Regions from separate parts of the Mus musculus genome. Here region 1 is linked to region 2. A link is a loop called in an ENCODE intact Hi-C map of the cell type or tissue named here. Cell type or tissue: heart. All regions are shown on one strand.

Region 1 (8,000 bases), 250 kb before region 2:
TTTATTGATAGGAAGTTATTAAAAACCAAGCCAAACCCAAGCCTTCTTTGAGGACCTACCAGCAGAGCCTGCTGAACTCGCTGACTCAGGGTGCATCTCACTCGCGTTCCATGAGAGATGTGGACTCAACACTCATCCACGCTGGGAGGACCACCATATGAACTTTTGGTTTCTAGTTGCATTTCTTACTGTAGACACACACACACACACACACGCACGCACGCACGCACACACGCACACACACACGCCAGTTCCTAAGGCAGTGCTTCTTCAACAGTACACTATTATACAAGTTTTACAAAAACAATTGGGGATAAAATACCCTTGATTCCCAAGTTGCTCTGCTTCTCTACTCATTCAGCTGCTACTGCTGAGCACAGAAATGGCTTCCACTCTATAAACTTATACCTACACAAGCTTTGAAACAGATATATCTTCCTAAGTACCCACTGTCTGGTATCACAACTCTCTCAGAAAATAGGAATAAATGAGGTGTATGGGTCACTTCAGCATCTGGCCCCAAATTATACCGCTCAGTCTCTAGGTCAGGCAGATCCAGCATGATGCCAGCGCAATGGCCGCTAAGTGCAGGACCTTGCCAAACTCCTCAGGCTAGGCTAGAATCAGACTTCAGTTTCTGGACGGACAGAGAGGGGTGCACACTGATGAGTGGTGTCAGGCAGTCATGTGTGTAAAACACACACTGGTGTAAATCCTGGCAGATAAAAATGCTATCACAAACACCAGCTAGTCTTTATTTCCTAACTGCTGTACTCCACAGAAATGCACATGGTGTTCAGTTAAGTGATAGTGATAATAAAAGAAGACTGTGCATGTGCATCGGCTTCCAACTGGACAGTTCATACCAGCAACCAACATAGCGCCTATCATTCACTACAGACAGTTAGCACAGGCTGGGTAAGGTTTTCTGCATGTTTAGTTTCTTGAGGCATTGTCTGACCTTGTAGCCCAGGCAGTCCTTGAATGAACTGGAGCCCAGGACTGCTTAGCTTCCAGAGTGCTGGGATAACTGTGTGTGTGTGGCTTTTAACTAGATCATAGCTAATATATTAGTTCACTGGGGCCCAGTCCTGTCCTCAGCCCGTGGAAACTCATGACCATGACCAGGTATCACAAACAGAACAAAGCAGCACTTACAACTTCGTCTCATAATCTTTCCAGGCTTTGTCAAATGGCTTCTTGAGATCCTTAGGAAAGAGAAAATGAGAAAATGAAAACTGTTATTCATCTTTCCTCCAATAAGTAACTGAGAAACCATCAGAACAAAACCAACTTGCTTCTGGAGATCTGAAACCACATGTGCACTGGTCCCAGGTGAGAAGCCCTGCAGATGCAGGAGGGTGGGCCCTCCTGGTCCTATCAAAGCAGCAAGAGCCAGAGCTGCTCAGAGCCCAGTCCATCAATCACCCTGGGAGGCCAGACTGGGGCCCAGCTCCTCCCCCCATCCCCACTGAGGAGCTACCAATCTTTCTGAAAGGACCTAGTCTTGTTTCCAGTCGGTACCATCATGTGAAGATGCAACAGTTTTTCTAATGACAATTTTCCAAGAATGTTTTGTGCTGAAAATGTTTAGAAATTTTCAAATATAAGTACTACTATGTTTAAAAAAAGGAAGAATAAACCCAACCCTTTTAACTGAAGACTGAAAATAATAATTTCTGGCCACTTACTCCTTTGACCCCCTTCAAGTCTCCTTTTAACAAGGAATCCAAGGTGAAGATCACATTGTGGCTCAGACCCTGGAGCTGGAAAATCAACACAGAGAAAAGATGGGAGAGAGTTAAAAGAATGCACAATAAACAGTGAAACCTCTTCCTTGGACTCACCGGCCCGGGGCTCAGTGGAGAGCTGTATGTGTGTTAAATGTCTGTTGCATGTACATGCCATCCTCTTGCTAGTGTGAGTCCCCACACTGCAGCTGTAGGAATGAGGAGGGAGAGGTGACATGTAAGAGTCCCAGCTGTGAGCAGAGAGCTGCAGTGTGGTCCCAGAGCGATGCTCTGAGATACTGCTGTCGCACCTACAGATGAGTGCAAGCGACTGCTACTCATTTCAGCACTTTCAGTGCAACTTCTAACAAGACTGCAACTCTTGGTTTGACTTTTCTTCAGTTGCTGTCAAGAATAAGAAGGGAAGTGTGTAACCGGCTTTCACCATTTCCTTTTTGTGCTCTCACAGTACACACTCTATCTGTGATTCTATCTGTCTTGCATGAGATTAGATGCTCACTGATGGCCTTGGCTGTCTGCTTACAGCTGCAGCCTCAGTTATTATTATTATTATTATTATTATTATTATTATTTATTGACAGGTCTGGTTGTGTAACCCATGCCTTGGATTACAGGTTCCTAGGCATGAGCCACAAGACTCAGCTAAGACAAGTCTTTGACGGTTGAGTAGCAGGTTTTCTCTTGCTCTGCAGAGGCAGACTGCACTTTGACACAGTACAGACCTAACGGAGAAAGAGGCTGAGCTGCTGCCCAGCTGGAGGCAAGCTGCAGAGGAGCCAAAGGATGGTTTAAAATACAGTCGGCAAGATGCTGGGAATTCCCAGGGAAATCTGAGCTGGCATGGCTCTGCAGAACCGAAGCATAGTAGGTCTGGGGTCTCCTCCTTAAGAACATTTTTCTCCCATGCATGTATGTCTACCTGTCAGCCTGTCCATCTATCCATCCACTCTTCACCGAAGAGAGAATGAGCCACATGCTGTGCAGGCAGGCAGGCAGAGATGAGCAGCCCACTATTGCTCCAAGTGGGGCTTCTTTCTACACTGGCAGTCGACAGCCAGCAAGAGAGAATGACATGAGGACATCCACTGTTGCTCAATGGCCTGGTGCTGACAGAGTGGAGGGGCTGCATGCTCCTGCCAGCAAGCAGGTGAGGATGGAACGAGCCAACACACACGTTCTGTGCCAGCTTACAAACTCTCGTGAGTGCTGAAAACCCACGTATTTTTAAAATGCCAGTTATGAATCCAGAACTGAGGGAGCAAAGGGGAAGAGAAGAGAAGTCATGCCTTTTGGCTTCTGCCTTCTCCCAGTGCGTCCCTGTTACTCGCACCTTGGGTTTTCTCAGCAGCTCTGTCATGCTCTTTGCTAAACTTCCACTGGCTTAACATCTGAGGAAGGTTTTCTAGTATATACCACCAGAGGGCGTAGGATCCCTGCCAAGGCAATTCTATCTGTGTAACACAGAATTCAGCTTAAGCAAGCAGTCCAGATTGCTAAATGCTGAATGTCTATGAGAATCAGTAATGGTTTTGGAAAGTAGGGCAAAAAGGCCACTTAGAGTTTATGTATATATTTTAAAATCAATCAATCTATCTATCTATCTACCATCTTTCTATCTGTCTGTCTATCTGTCTATCATCTCATACTTTCTCCTCCCTCCTTTCCTCCCAGTCAGTCCCTGCTCCCTCTCTTCACCATCCACTCTTCAGAAAAGGTCAGGCCTCCCATGAATATCAAGGATTCCTGGCATATCGAATTGCAGTAAGATCAGGTGCATCCTCTCTTATTAAGGTTCCACTTAGAATTTATAATTATGGTCCTCAAAAATAAAAAGCTTGAGAATGCCTGGTCATGACAGAAGAAAATGAAGACCCACAGAAATCAGCCCTCTGCTCTAGACGCTAAGCTGGAGATATTTTGCTCTTAGCGCTCAATTTTATTCTGACAGTCTAAGTCTCCAGGATCCTCTGCCCCAAGGCTCTTAAGAGACAGTGTGATAATTCATCCAGTTATTAAGTCTGTGAAAACAAATTCTCTCAAGTGGGACTAGACTGAAGCAGCAATTCTGACAAATTTTGCTTGTATTATGGATACAAACATCTGTTCTCTAGAAGAAATACTATAGGTAACAAATTATTTATTGCAATAAAGTTAGTTTAGGCTTGATAAAACACTCCAGAAGTTCTTACCACAGACTGTTTCTATAAAACCGCCACTGCTTCTAATGTAGAATTTTATTTTAAAAGAAACTGAGTATAATTGCAAACCTTTCCTCTAAGTCTTAAGGGAAGTAAGGAGGCAGCTCCATAATTATAAGAGCACCATGGTTGAGCTCAGAGTCTCCATGCTGGCCTTGAATGTATGATCTACACTGTTTAACAGCCTGGGCATTCCAGAGTAGCTGGGCTGTTCATACTGATGGAAACAGCGTGCCCAACAATGGGCACCTGGCTTGGGAAACTGTAGCACTTATGAGACTCTTCCTTATTTATGTGGTATATGGGGGGGGGGAATAAAAAGTACTTACAGAGGACAAGATTGACCTCTAAAAAGATGGGGAAAAGGTTGTATGTGTACATTATTCCTAGAGAAGAACCCAGTAATCTGCTGGTGTCCACAGTGCTCTGAAGGACATGGGGGTGGAGGGAATACAGGAGGAAAGGAGGCTTTCTTCATTGCTGTTGCTGTTATTATTATTTAAAGGGCTAGAGAGAGTTCAGTTGGCAAATGCTTACCTTGCAGGCATGAGGTCCTTAGTTAGATGACAGAACCCATGTCAAAAAAGGGCAGATCTATCTGGTGGCCCAGACATGTAACTCTAATGCTGGGAGATAGGGACAGGAGATTCCTTGGGGCTCTGTGACCGCCCATTGAGCCTACTTGGTGAGCCCTCTGCTAATGAGATCTGTCCAGCCTCAACAAACAAGACAGCGGCGTTTGAGAACAACAGCTGAGGTTGCACAGGTACGCATATGCAAACATGCACAATTTTCACATGCATACTCAAACATTCTTTAAAAATAAGCAATGTACTGTTTGCTCAAGAAGAAACAGTACTTAAAACAACATGGAAAACACAGATTAAAAGCACATTTCAACTTCCAATCCTAGATGACCCCTTTCATCAATATCTCAGACCCTTGTGAATGAAGCAACAATGGAAGCTTGCTGCTACCTTGACGCGGAGGCTGCATTAGACACCAGGGGCATTATGAAATCTGTGGTCCGTGCTGAAGGTGAAGGTTCTTCTGAAGAACAAGTCTATGCTCTAACCACACCGAGTAACCAAGGCCATCACTGTGGTTAAACACTGGGCTGGGGCTCTGCACTGATGGAAAACCCCAAGAATTAAGAATTTCACTGTGGTCATCTACACACGTATTCTTGGGGAATAATATGAAACAGCAGACAATACGTTATAAATTTAGAAATCTGGATTTTCCCCAGTGGTTAAGCTTAGGAAAAAGTCACAGGAAAAAAAAATTACAAAAATTTACTACCTCTAGTCAGCTCCCTTCCCAGGAGAAAGTCCTTTCCTTGGTGACAGGTGACAGGGAACGACCTGAGAGGCACCAGGAAGACAGCAGAGAAGAGGGGGGCGGGGACTGAAACACAGACGGTTTCTCCCTTGGAAAACTCAATGAAGAGAACACCTGTCCCTCCAGATATCTCAGTGTGCTGCTCTGTGACAGGTGAATTATATGATTTTAGTCTTAGGATTCCAGACTCTTCCAGTATTTTCGTTTTCTTAATATTTCAAAAATGTGACAACCCAAGCAAGTTCTGTCCAACTGTGAAGTGCTGTCCCCACTGGCAATTTCAGTGTAGTCAACACAGAATCCAGGACTACTGGAGGGAGCAGACTTCCTGCTGTCACCGGCATTAGCCTTTAAGGGATGTTTTAGGAAAAATATACCATGGATCATTTCGATGGCACTTTACTAAAATGCTACTGATTATTCTGCATCAACTTTCCCAACTCGCAAATTCTTTCCCTCTCTGTGATAATCAAATCCAATTAGGGTAAGTGCTTTCACGTAATTCTAGTCCACAAGAAGCAGAAGTTCTGCTCTGAGGCAGGAGGCTTGCCAATTAGAGGTCAGTGTGGGCTACACAGCAAGACTCATTCTCACACACACAACTATTTATATTTCCATCTTATTAAGCAAGCAGCATTTTAACACACCATCGGGGATGACACTTGCTCACGCTAAATATACGGGTGCTCCTGACAAAAGACCGTTCCTTACAAAAGGGCTGTCCTCTGCCAGTCCATACTTCATACCCTTCCTGGAATCTGGACGAAGTTAGACAAGGAAGCTGTAATCTATCCTTTCATAGTACACTAGAGGTTTCTTAAACATACAACTGTGATTAATACAGGTTTCTACAAAAAACAACCACTTATTCCTCACCAACTGCCTTGATGATGCACCATACAAACAACCCATCACTATCCTACCTGCAGATGACTTACAACAATGCCTGCTCTGTGCGGGAGGGAACACATGTATCCTGTTTTGACTTTTTACCCCTTCATATAGATTTCCATGGAAGACACCCTCTTGCCCATCTGTCTACTGATGCATGACTTTACCCACCCCCTCCTTCTGAGGGGAGAGGCTCTTGGGATGACCACAGCAGGTTTACAGGAGCAGCGCATGCCACAGTGCCCACACCCGAGCGAGCCCCCTGCTGGACTCACAGCTGTGCCCTGGGAGCCTTGGAGCGCTGCCTCCTAGAGAAGGGCAGAAGTTTCTCCTTTTCCCACCTAGGAATGGAAAGCAGTCCAGCTCTACCGACGGCCCCTCCCACACGCACACGGGGCTGCGTTAATTAACGAGGACATGATTTGCTTGCATTTGTCATCTCTAGCTAATTCTGACAGGCTCTCTCCTCTGCTCCTCGGCTCTCTCTCCTTCTCTGCAGAAAGAAACAATTTCTCTCAAAGCAACGCTAATGCAAATCTGCTGACTTGCTCAACACTTTGGAAAATCCAATTAAAATAATGAGCCAGCTCCCGCAGTTAAATCGGCAATTCCCTGGTATAACTTAGGTTTTCTGTCTAGAGTGTTAACTCTTTCACACCCTAGGCAGTAACCAAATATCTTAAAGCTATTTGAAACGGGTACCTGGAGATCATCATGCTAAGTGAAATAAGCCAGCATTGGAAAGACAAATTCTGAGTGTGTGGTTATTTTTTTTTTCATACATCAAATCTAGATTTAAATTTTCCCTCTAAAAGGAAAGAAGCAACAGAGGGAAACAGAACATATGTGACATGGAAGCAGGAGAAAGGACCATTTGGGGACAGAAAGGGGAACAATGAAGAAGGGGAACTGAGCGAGGTAGTAGGGAGATGCAAAGAAAATACATGATATATATGTATGAAAATGTCACAATGATATCCATCATTCTATTATGCTGGCTACTTTAAAAGAAAACACAATGGAAAAAGAAAATTTAAAGAGTTTATCGCTAGACTGCTTTCCAGAATACTGTAACACAGAGAGAAGAATCACAGACGCACGTGACCATCACTATTATGTAAGAGTGACTGTTTAACCTCTCCGGTGTCCCAGTATTTCCTTCAATTAGCCAGTGCCAGTGCAAATGGTCTGGGGAGCAGAGAATAAGGAAGAGAGGGTACCAACAAGGCACCCCTGGAACTCACTCATCTTACTAAGCTTACTGATTATTCAGTGCGACTGTTAATTCTGTCAACCTGACCAGGTTAGAAAACATACAGATTAGTAAGGCACATCTTTTCTGTGTCCATGGAGGAGTTTCCGGGTACAAATGAATCATGAAAGCTTTGACTATGAATGGATTACTCCCTGATGGACACACGGTACGATGGCACTACTGGGAGTCGGTGATGTAGGTGATGGGGCCTGAAGGAGGAAGCAGTCACTTGGGAACTATATCTTGCCCTGGCCCCTCCCTGTATTCCTTTTTCTGCTTCCTCTCTAAAAATGCTTCCTGCCAGTGATGACCTGGATCTTTGTGCTTTCAGCTCAGCAATGGTAAAATTGATAGATTCAGCTTCCAAGCTATTTCCTTTCCTGTAAACAGTAAGCCCAGGTTACCATGAGTCCATGGAGTTGGCTGCTTTTAAGAACAGCACCACAGAGCTTTTTACAAAGTACCTTGTTAAAACATTAAACGTGAAACAGGTGTGGCTTTGAAGTCATCAAATTATTTATGAAATTATCTTATATCCCAAATGTTTCAAAATGTTTCCCAAAA
Region 2 (8,000 bases):
TGAGGGTGGCTCCCCACACTGATGAGTTCAGTAGAAACTTCCCTCAGGAAGGATGGCTGAAATTGGCCTTAGTGGAGGAAAAATCAGATGAATGTGTGTATGCAGAAGTCAGGAGGATGGGGGGACAGGCCAGATGGAACGAGCCACTGGCACAAACAAGGGTATGGCAGAGAAACTGTCATAGGGTCTAGCAGGAAGGCAGATTAAGGACATCAGAGGGTCACAGTTGCAGAGGGGACTGTGTTTGAAACACCTATAAGACCATTCCCATCCCCAAATCCATCCACTGTCAGGTGACAACTGGTAAGGCATTTATCATATGCTGAGGATATGGTGAGGAAGTGGGGGGGGGAGGGGAGACATAGTGGGTGAAGGTTTTGCTGACTACAGAGACATGTGCAGCACCCAGAGAGGGACTTCGCCCTGGGCCAGCCTGTGCGTCTCTCATGAGACAGCCCAGCACAGAGGACGGCTATATAAGCAAGGGGCTCTTGCATGTTCCCTCTGTCCATTTTCTCTCAAGAGAAAAGGGTCTGAGAAGTGGAAATGCAGAATTTAAGAGTAGCTAGTTCATCTACATTTGCTTCCTTCTACCCCCCCCCTTTTAATGACAATTCTGGGTTCAAATTAATTGGTACCAGGCCTCACCCCAGAAGTCCAGAAATAGAATGTAGCTCCAGGCAGGACCTCAGCCCCTCACTTCCCTGAGTCCTTTAAGTGTCCTTTAATAGCAATGCCTTTCTCCTTGGTTTACTACTTTGAGGGGATTGCATAGCCTGATTAGCATCTTCTTAACTATTACAGCTAGCAGTGACCTTGAAACTCAGTTTTCAATACTGCCCTGTACCATAGTATCCTTTGGAAGGAGACTGCCTGAGGAAAAACAAATTAAAGTCACCTGAGGTAAACCATGAACTTGCTCATGTTTGGGCCACGCTGTCAGCGTTTCTTACTTGCAACGGAGCACATTCTGACAGACAAATATCCCGGGGCTCTATATTTCAACCATCTTGGGAAGAGTGTATGAATACAGAATAGCCATTTTCTCTTCCCGTTAGCTTTTCTCCTCAAAGCTGGGACTCTCTTTGGCAAGTGGTTCTGACCATGGTTCTTCTTGCCATTCTTTTCAACCCTGGTTTTTAAAGATAGTATTGCCATTGCCAGCCTATTCTCAACCCGCAATCCTCAGCTTCCTGAAGGCTAGGTTGACAGGTGCGTGCCACCTCACACAGCCCACTGTTCTGGCTGTGGCTGTAGAGTAAGGGTGGGGTTTGTCCTTGTATTAGAACACAGGGATGACCTACACATCAGAAGACAGTGTTATCAGTGGGTTCTTTGATGACAGTTAGGAGTGTTTTGCGCATAGTAGGTGTGTATTTTCTCCTCACATCTTGCGTTGGTCACTGTTATCACCAGTAAGCATTTGAAGATGAAGCCTCTACCTTGTGTCATCCTTGGTCTTCCTCTTCATCATAGGGACCTACTTTTCTTTTTCTAGCCACAGCTCAGTCAGACTTGCTTGAGTGCAAGTGCCGCTGAACTGCTTATCGGCTCACAGAGGACAGAGAGACCGGCTCTGTTTCTCTCCAGCCCTTGGGACTTGGGTGCTCCCTCTACACAGTCCTCCTCATCAGGGATTTCTGTAGCCCAGCCAACCTGCAAGATCCCATCATAGGAAGTGCCAGGTATTGGAGTGGCAGTTCCCGTATAAGAGACAGTTTCCCATCACAGGTCGACCTACTGTGTGGGATGGTAATGTAATATGATGAAGTCGTAGGCTGTGGTGCTCAGTGAATCTGGGTTTACATTCCCATCTCTAGAGACAAAATGTTCTCAGATTATTTTGGGTAGTGGGTGTGGAGGTAAATGCCAACAGTTCCAGTAACTGGGAGACAGATGAGAAGATCATGTGCATTTAAGGCTAGCCTGGGCTACGTAGTGAGTTTAAAGCTAACCTGTGCTATATAGTGAGTTTGAAGCCAACTTTAACTACCTAGTGAATAGTCTATTGAGAACTTATCTCAAAAAACAAAAGCAAAAACAAAACAAAACAACAACAAAAACCTTAAAAAACAAGTTGCTGAATGTATGTAAATTTGGTCTCATTCCTCTAAGATGCGGTAAATAAACTATTGTGTCCCTCTGGATGGCTGCTGGGTAACAGGAATTATGGGTGACAGAGACTCCTGAAGCTTCTTATCATTGACCCAAGGTTTAATTCTGCTACCATTTCTATGCTTGCTGGCTTTGGGGACCCTGGGAAGCCTCAGAGCATTCTCTGGGCCTCAATTTCCCCACTTGTAAAAAAGGACAACATCATACCCCCCACCACATGCTCATCACAGGACGACCGTTGAGGTTCACACAAGCAGAGCAATGGAACACTCCTCAATTAGATTACTTTTATGAGATAACGGGGAGATGCTGTGAGCAGCTGCTTGAACCTCTGAGAACAGACACTGGAGGGCTGGGGTATAGCTCAGTGGTAGAGCACCAATAGTCCCTTAATTAAGGCGGAGCAAGCCCTCAATACAGTATAGGAAGCAGGCCAGTCTCAGCAATGATGTCACCAAGGAGCCTGGAGAAAGAGACACAGCAGAGATCTGCTTTAGCATGGAGAGAACAGAGGAGAATGGAACCCAACAGAAGCTCACAGGTTCACGGGTTCAACCGTCATAGAGGCTGGTCCTGAGGATCTTTCTCAGGGTATAGCCTGTTGGCTGTAAGCTCTGCCAACAGAGGAGACAGTCGGAGCTGTAGTCCAACTCCCTAATCCCCTCCCTGCAAGGGTTCAGTTGCCTGAGGGGATGGTGGGAATTCCTTTTGCATTGGAATGTACAGTAGGTGCCTTCAGGAAGGACTCTGCCATTAACCGGAAGCTATGTGGGTATAGGCAGAGCCAACTTCAGGCTAAGCTGGCTCCCCTGGGCGGCATCCTGAAAGGGTGCCTGAACCCTGTCCCTGGAGGCAGCCTGGATGGGAGGGAGGTAGCCTTAGTTTCAGTGTCTCCGGGAAGCTGGGTCACAGAACATAGGCTCCCTGGGGAAGGGAGGAGGCTTTCCTGAAGGAAGAACTTTCAGTCCCTCTCTGCCAAATCCCTTGTCTCCATGGAAATGCCAGAGAGGTCCAAACAAGAGGTCAGCTTCCTTGGGGAAGGGCGGGCCAAGCATGCCAGTGAGATGCCTGCCTGTAGTATCTCACTCTGATCTGAGGCACACCCATGACGCTCCACATCTACAGGTCCAATATGGGAATGTCAGTGGCCAAGGGAGTGAGGTGCTGTCTTGGGCAGCCCAGAACAAAACCTGGAAGCTCTGAGATCATCTGGGACCTGGGAGTGACATGACTTGTCTAGGCTACATAGATGTTCCACACATGAGGACCAAAGTCTCATCTTGTGCACCTTCCATTGATCTAGAATAACCTTCCCTCCCTCCCTCCGTCCCTCCGTCCCTCCCTCCCTCCCTCCCTCCCTCCCTCCCTCCCTCCCTCCCCTCCCTCCCTCCCTCCCTCCCCCCTCCCTTTCTTCTTGTTAGCAGTGCTGTTCCTGCATCCTAACTTGCTGAATATTTACTATGTATCAGGTCCTACTCTCTTTCCATACACAACCTTATTACTTATCAGTCCTTGAAGATACACATAGCATCTCTGGCTTATAGATAGGATAACTATCGTAGGAACCTCAGTGTGTTGGAAAAATCCCAGAGCTGATAAATAATCAATCTGTTCCATTAGCCTTGATCACCTGGCAGGTGACCCAGACCCAAGAAATGCCACTTCACCTTTGAGAGTCTTCTGTTCCCTTGAATGACCCCACTCACTGACCCTTCCTTCTTTGTCCACAGGGACTACCGATCTCTGTCAGCTTCTGATGTTTAAATGCACATCTTGTTGTAGAACAAAGACAGCAGAGGAAGAAGCCTCGGGCCCTTTTCAAAATAGCTGTCTAGATTAATAGCGTTCTGCTTTGACTGCCAAGGTAATATCGATGCTGTCTGCAGAATGCCAAGGGACTCTAAATAAATAAGAAGAAGGGAGAAAATAAACCCTTGCATGTTTCTTCTGGAAACTGTTCATGACCCTGCCCACTTACCCACCGATGGTTCTGACGGCTTCTCCATCAATTTGTTTAAGAACAGAAGTGGGAGCTATCTTCTTCTTCTTCTTCTTCTTCTTCTTCTTCTTCTTCTTCTTCTTCTTCTTCTTCTTCTTCTTCTTCTTCTTCTTCTTCTTCTTCTTCTTCTTCCAGAGACAGGGTTTCTCTGTGTAGCCCTGGCTGTCCTGGAACTCACTTTGTAGACCAGGCTGGCCTTGAACTCAGAAATCCACCTGTCTCTGCCTCCCGAGTGCTGGGATTAAAGTTTCCAGTTTCTTGTTTGGTTTTGCATCTTAACACGGCGGTTTAGATGCTGGCAGTAGCTTCCCTGATTTGATCTGCCTGGTCCTTGTCCTGCAGATATCTCGTCACAGTATGGGGCTGCTGGCTGGCTGTGGCAGGCTGACAAACCTTAACACTGATTTCAGCAAGTGCTTGGCTAGAGCTGTCAAGGTTCTTCTCACCAAGTTTGACCTGAGAAACAGCAGGCTTGTCCTCAAAGGCCCCAGCGTACCACTTATAAATGCTACCAACCATTTATTTTCCTTTCCTGGGAAATACAGGGGCCAAGAGCCAGCCAGAGTGTTGTCCAGGTTCTGGGAGCTTGCATCACCCCTGGGTAGGATGTAAAGGCAAATGATCCTGTGGTGTATTTTCCACTTGGCTAGTAATCTGTAGTGCCCACCGTGATGACAATTTGTATAGCTGCTTAAAGACCCTTGATAATGGATATTCCTTATGACTGATGTCACTGCCCCCATGAAGTGGTTTCCATACCAGGAGGTGGGCTGACCCAATAATAATAGCTTTCTTTGAACATGAGAAAGCAGACAGTCAGCGAAAAACTAGAGGTAGGAACTGAACTCCAGTGAGCCTTTCTGGTGAAGGAAGAGACATCCTGGCCTCCAGGAGTCCCCCTACCCCCACCCCCCAGCCAAGGGAGCTAGCCTACCTAGAGCTGGAAAATAAGGAGAGAGGAAAAGAAGGCATCTCTGCATTCACCTGCTTTGTCCATTTTTCTGGGCAAGGTCTACAACATCCTCTATCCCTATCCTATATGTAAGCATGCAAACACACACACACACACACACACACACACACACACACACACACACACGGGGGGGGGGGAGGAAGAGAGAGGGGAGGAGGATGGGGAGGGGGAAGAGAGAGACTTATTCTTGGAACCCTAGTAAGTCACATTAATGTTTGGAACATGGGATATACCTCTAATAGCCAGTGTTTTTAGGCAGGTAAACAAACAAACAGCCCAGAGATGTAAGAACTAATAATGAGGCAAATGATTATCAGGTATAGATATAGCCTTTATAGTTACTAACCTAGGATATTCAATTAAAAGTCATCTTTAGCAATCAAATACAGCATGATGTCTGGGTGAGAAAATCAGTTTTTTTCCAGCATAATAAATAGATAAAAATTTTTAAAAAGTCAATTTAGAGTAACTATGGACAAATTAGTTTTCATATCAAGTTATGTTACCATGTATATGAAGAAAATAGGCACAGTTCAGTGGTAAAACACTTGCCTGGCACATACAAAGATCTGGGTTCTACCCTTGTAACACACACATGTGTGCATATAATATAAAGATGCCATTGAGGATTATGTACAAATTCACAAATAAATAGAAATAAATATTTATAAGAGAGGTGGCTCCATACTCATACTATACAATGTCTGATGTTCCTAAATTAATCCTTAAATTGAACATAATCTCAACTTTAAGAATACATTTTTGGTGCAATTAGCCATAGTGAGGCTTATGTGTAAAAAAGAATTCATTGATAACATATACAGATTCTGAAAAACCTAAGGTAGACTATGCTTGAAAGCTAATGGAGCACACAGTAAAGCTAAAATAAAATGAGCGGTTTGGTAATAGCACATAACTGGACACACCAGCAAAAAACTTAAGTGGGGTCTAGGAATAGGCTCTGATGCATCAGAAATGTGGTTAAGAGGATTCCTCAAATGGTGGAAACAGGGGGATTATTTTAAAATTGGCATTGTGTTCAGACAAATGGAAGTCATCTAAAATGACATTCTTCCTAGTTCCTATACAAAAAAAAAATCAACTCCAGATGAAGAAAGGTTTTACATTTAAAAATATTCATCCAAAGTATTAAAAGAAAACACGTATTTAAATAATACCAAGATGGAGAAAAGCTTTGCCTTCTTAAGCTCGACAGCCCCCAGAATCCATAAGAGAAGACACAGTAAAATTGTTGAGGCCGGCCAGTGGCCTACATGTCCAGGTTTGAGCCTGGAAAGCATCTTGGAATCTGAAAGAAAAGAGGGAACCTAGGTGGCATGAGAAAGGATGGAGCTAAGACAAGGGTTCTGATCAAAGCTCAATTTTACTATTCGGAGACACGGGGTTATGAAGAAGGGGGAGGGGACCATTCCCACCAAATCATCCTTGGAGTCCAGTTGCAGGTGACCACGTGTTGGCTCCAGAACAGCTAGGCGGCAGGAGCAGCAGTGGGAGTGGCAGAATGATAGGGTGGCAGGCTCCATCCCGGATGCTCTCCTGGTGATAACAGTCAAACCTGATCAGCCAGATTTCAGGCTGAGGGGGGGAGGTTACATAAAATAATATCATAAAATTAAAACTTTATGTGTTGTGAAAATTACTAGGAAGCCAAAAGATAACAATGAATGTGGCTGGGAAAGTGCTCTAAACAGGTGAGAGACCAAAATCGGTGACCTTCTCAGTGTCTGTGTATACTCCTCCAGGATCGCAGGGAAAGGCAAACAGCTAGATGAAAAAGCACAAGACACTGGTTGAGTCCCAAGCCCATAGGAGGAATGGGAAGTGGAAATTAAGTGTGAAAGGTGTCTTTAACTCCTTCCATGGGTATTTTGTTCCCCATTCTAAGAAGGAATGAAGTATCCACCCTTTTGGTCTTCCCTCTTCTTCAGTTTCATATGTTTTGCAAATTGTATCTTGAGTATTCTAAATTTCTGGGCTAATATTCACTTATCCATGAGTGCATATCATGTGTGTTCTTTTGTGATTGGGTTACCTCGCTCAGGATGATATACTCCAGATGCATCCATTTGCCTAAGAATTTCATAAATTCATTTTAATAGCTGAGTAGTACTCCATTGTGTAAATGTACCACATTTTCTGTATCCATTCCTCTGTGGAGGGACATCTGGGTTCTTTCCAGCTTCTGGATATTGTAAATAAGGCTGTTATGAAAGGACAATCCAGAGACTGTCCCACCTGGGAATCCATCCCATAAACAGCCACCAAACTCAGACACTATTGCATATGCCAGCAAGATTTTGCTGACAGGACCCTGATATAGAAGTCTCTTGTGAGGCTATGCCAGTGCCTGGCAAATACAGAAGTGGATGCTCACAGTCATGTATTGGATAGAACACAGGGCCCCCAATGGAGGAGCTAGAGAAAGTACCCAAGGAGCTAAAGGGGTCTGCAACCCTATAGGTGGAACAACAATATGAACTAACTAGTACACCCAGAGCTTGTGTCTCTAGTTGCATATGTAGCCGAAGATGACCTAGTCTGCCATCCATTGGGAAGAGAGGCCCCTTGGTCTTGCAAACTTTATATGCCCTAGTATAGCAGAAAGCCAGGGCTAAGAAGTGGGAGTGAGTGGGTAGGGGAACAGGGTGGGGGAAGGGTATATGGGACTTTCAGGATAGCATTTGAAATGTAAATGAAAAAAATATGTAATAAAAATTGAAAAAAAAAAGAATTTTATTAACTGAGCTGTATTTCGGGCACTTGATCACTTTTTGCTTGTTTTTGGTTTTGCTTTCCAAGATAGTTTCTCAAGTAGTCTAGGCTGGCTTCAAGCTCAGAAGTCTGCTGGGGATGACCATGAATTCTTAACCACTTCTGCCTCCAAAACAGTTA

The links. Hi-C counts contacts between places; a loop is a spot of excess contacts. Peaks named below come from ENCODE experiments on the same cell type or tissue, not always from the same donor. Only the 100,000 strongest peaks of a DNase experiment are listed, where the experiment ranks them.
Region 1: it touches region 2 in a loop (2.4-fold over the local background); 1 of 42 quality-filtered maps calls a loop at or near these places.

The regions. Positions count from the first base shown.
Region 1 is chr15:64,171,527-64,179,526 of GRCm38, forward strand. Asap1 (ArfGAP with SH3 domain, ankyrin repeat and PH domain1) reads right to left here. Exons shown (of 31, transcript NM_010026.3): 6 at 1,692-1,766; 7 at 1,159-1,208. Among named protein-coding and RNA genes, the nearest start is that of Gm20717, 77 kb to the left of the region's middle. In heart, a CTCF peak has its summit at 3,165 (motif pointing right); no DNase peak of the experiment used is centred here; H3K27me3 peaks cover 1,164 bases.
Region 2 is chr15:64,418,852-64,426,851 of GRCm38, forward strand. All of the region lies in intron 2 of Gm30563 (a long non-coding RNA gene), which reads left to right. Among named protein-coding and RNA genes, the nearest start is that of Gm30563, 31 kb to the left of the region's middle. In heart, no CTCF peak of the experiment used is centred here; a DNase peak (open chromatin) is centred at 3,090.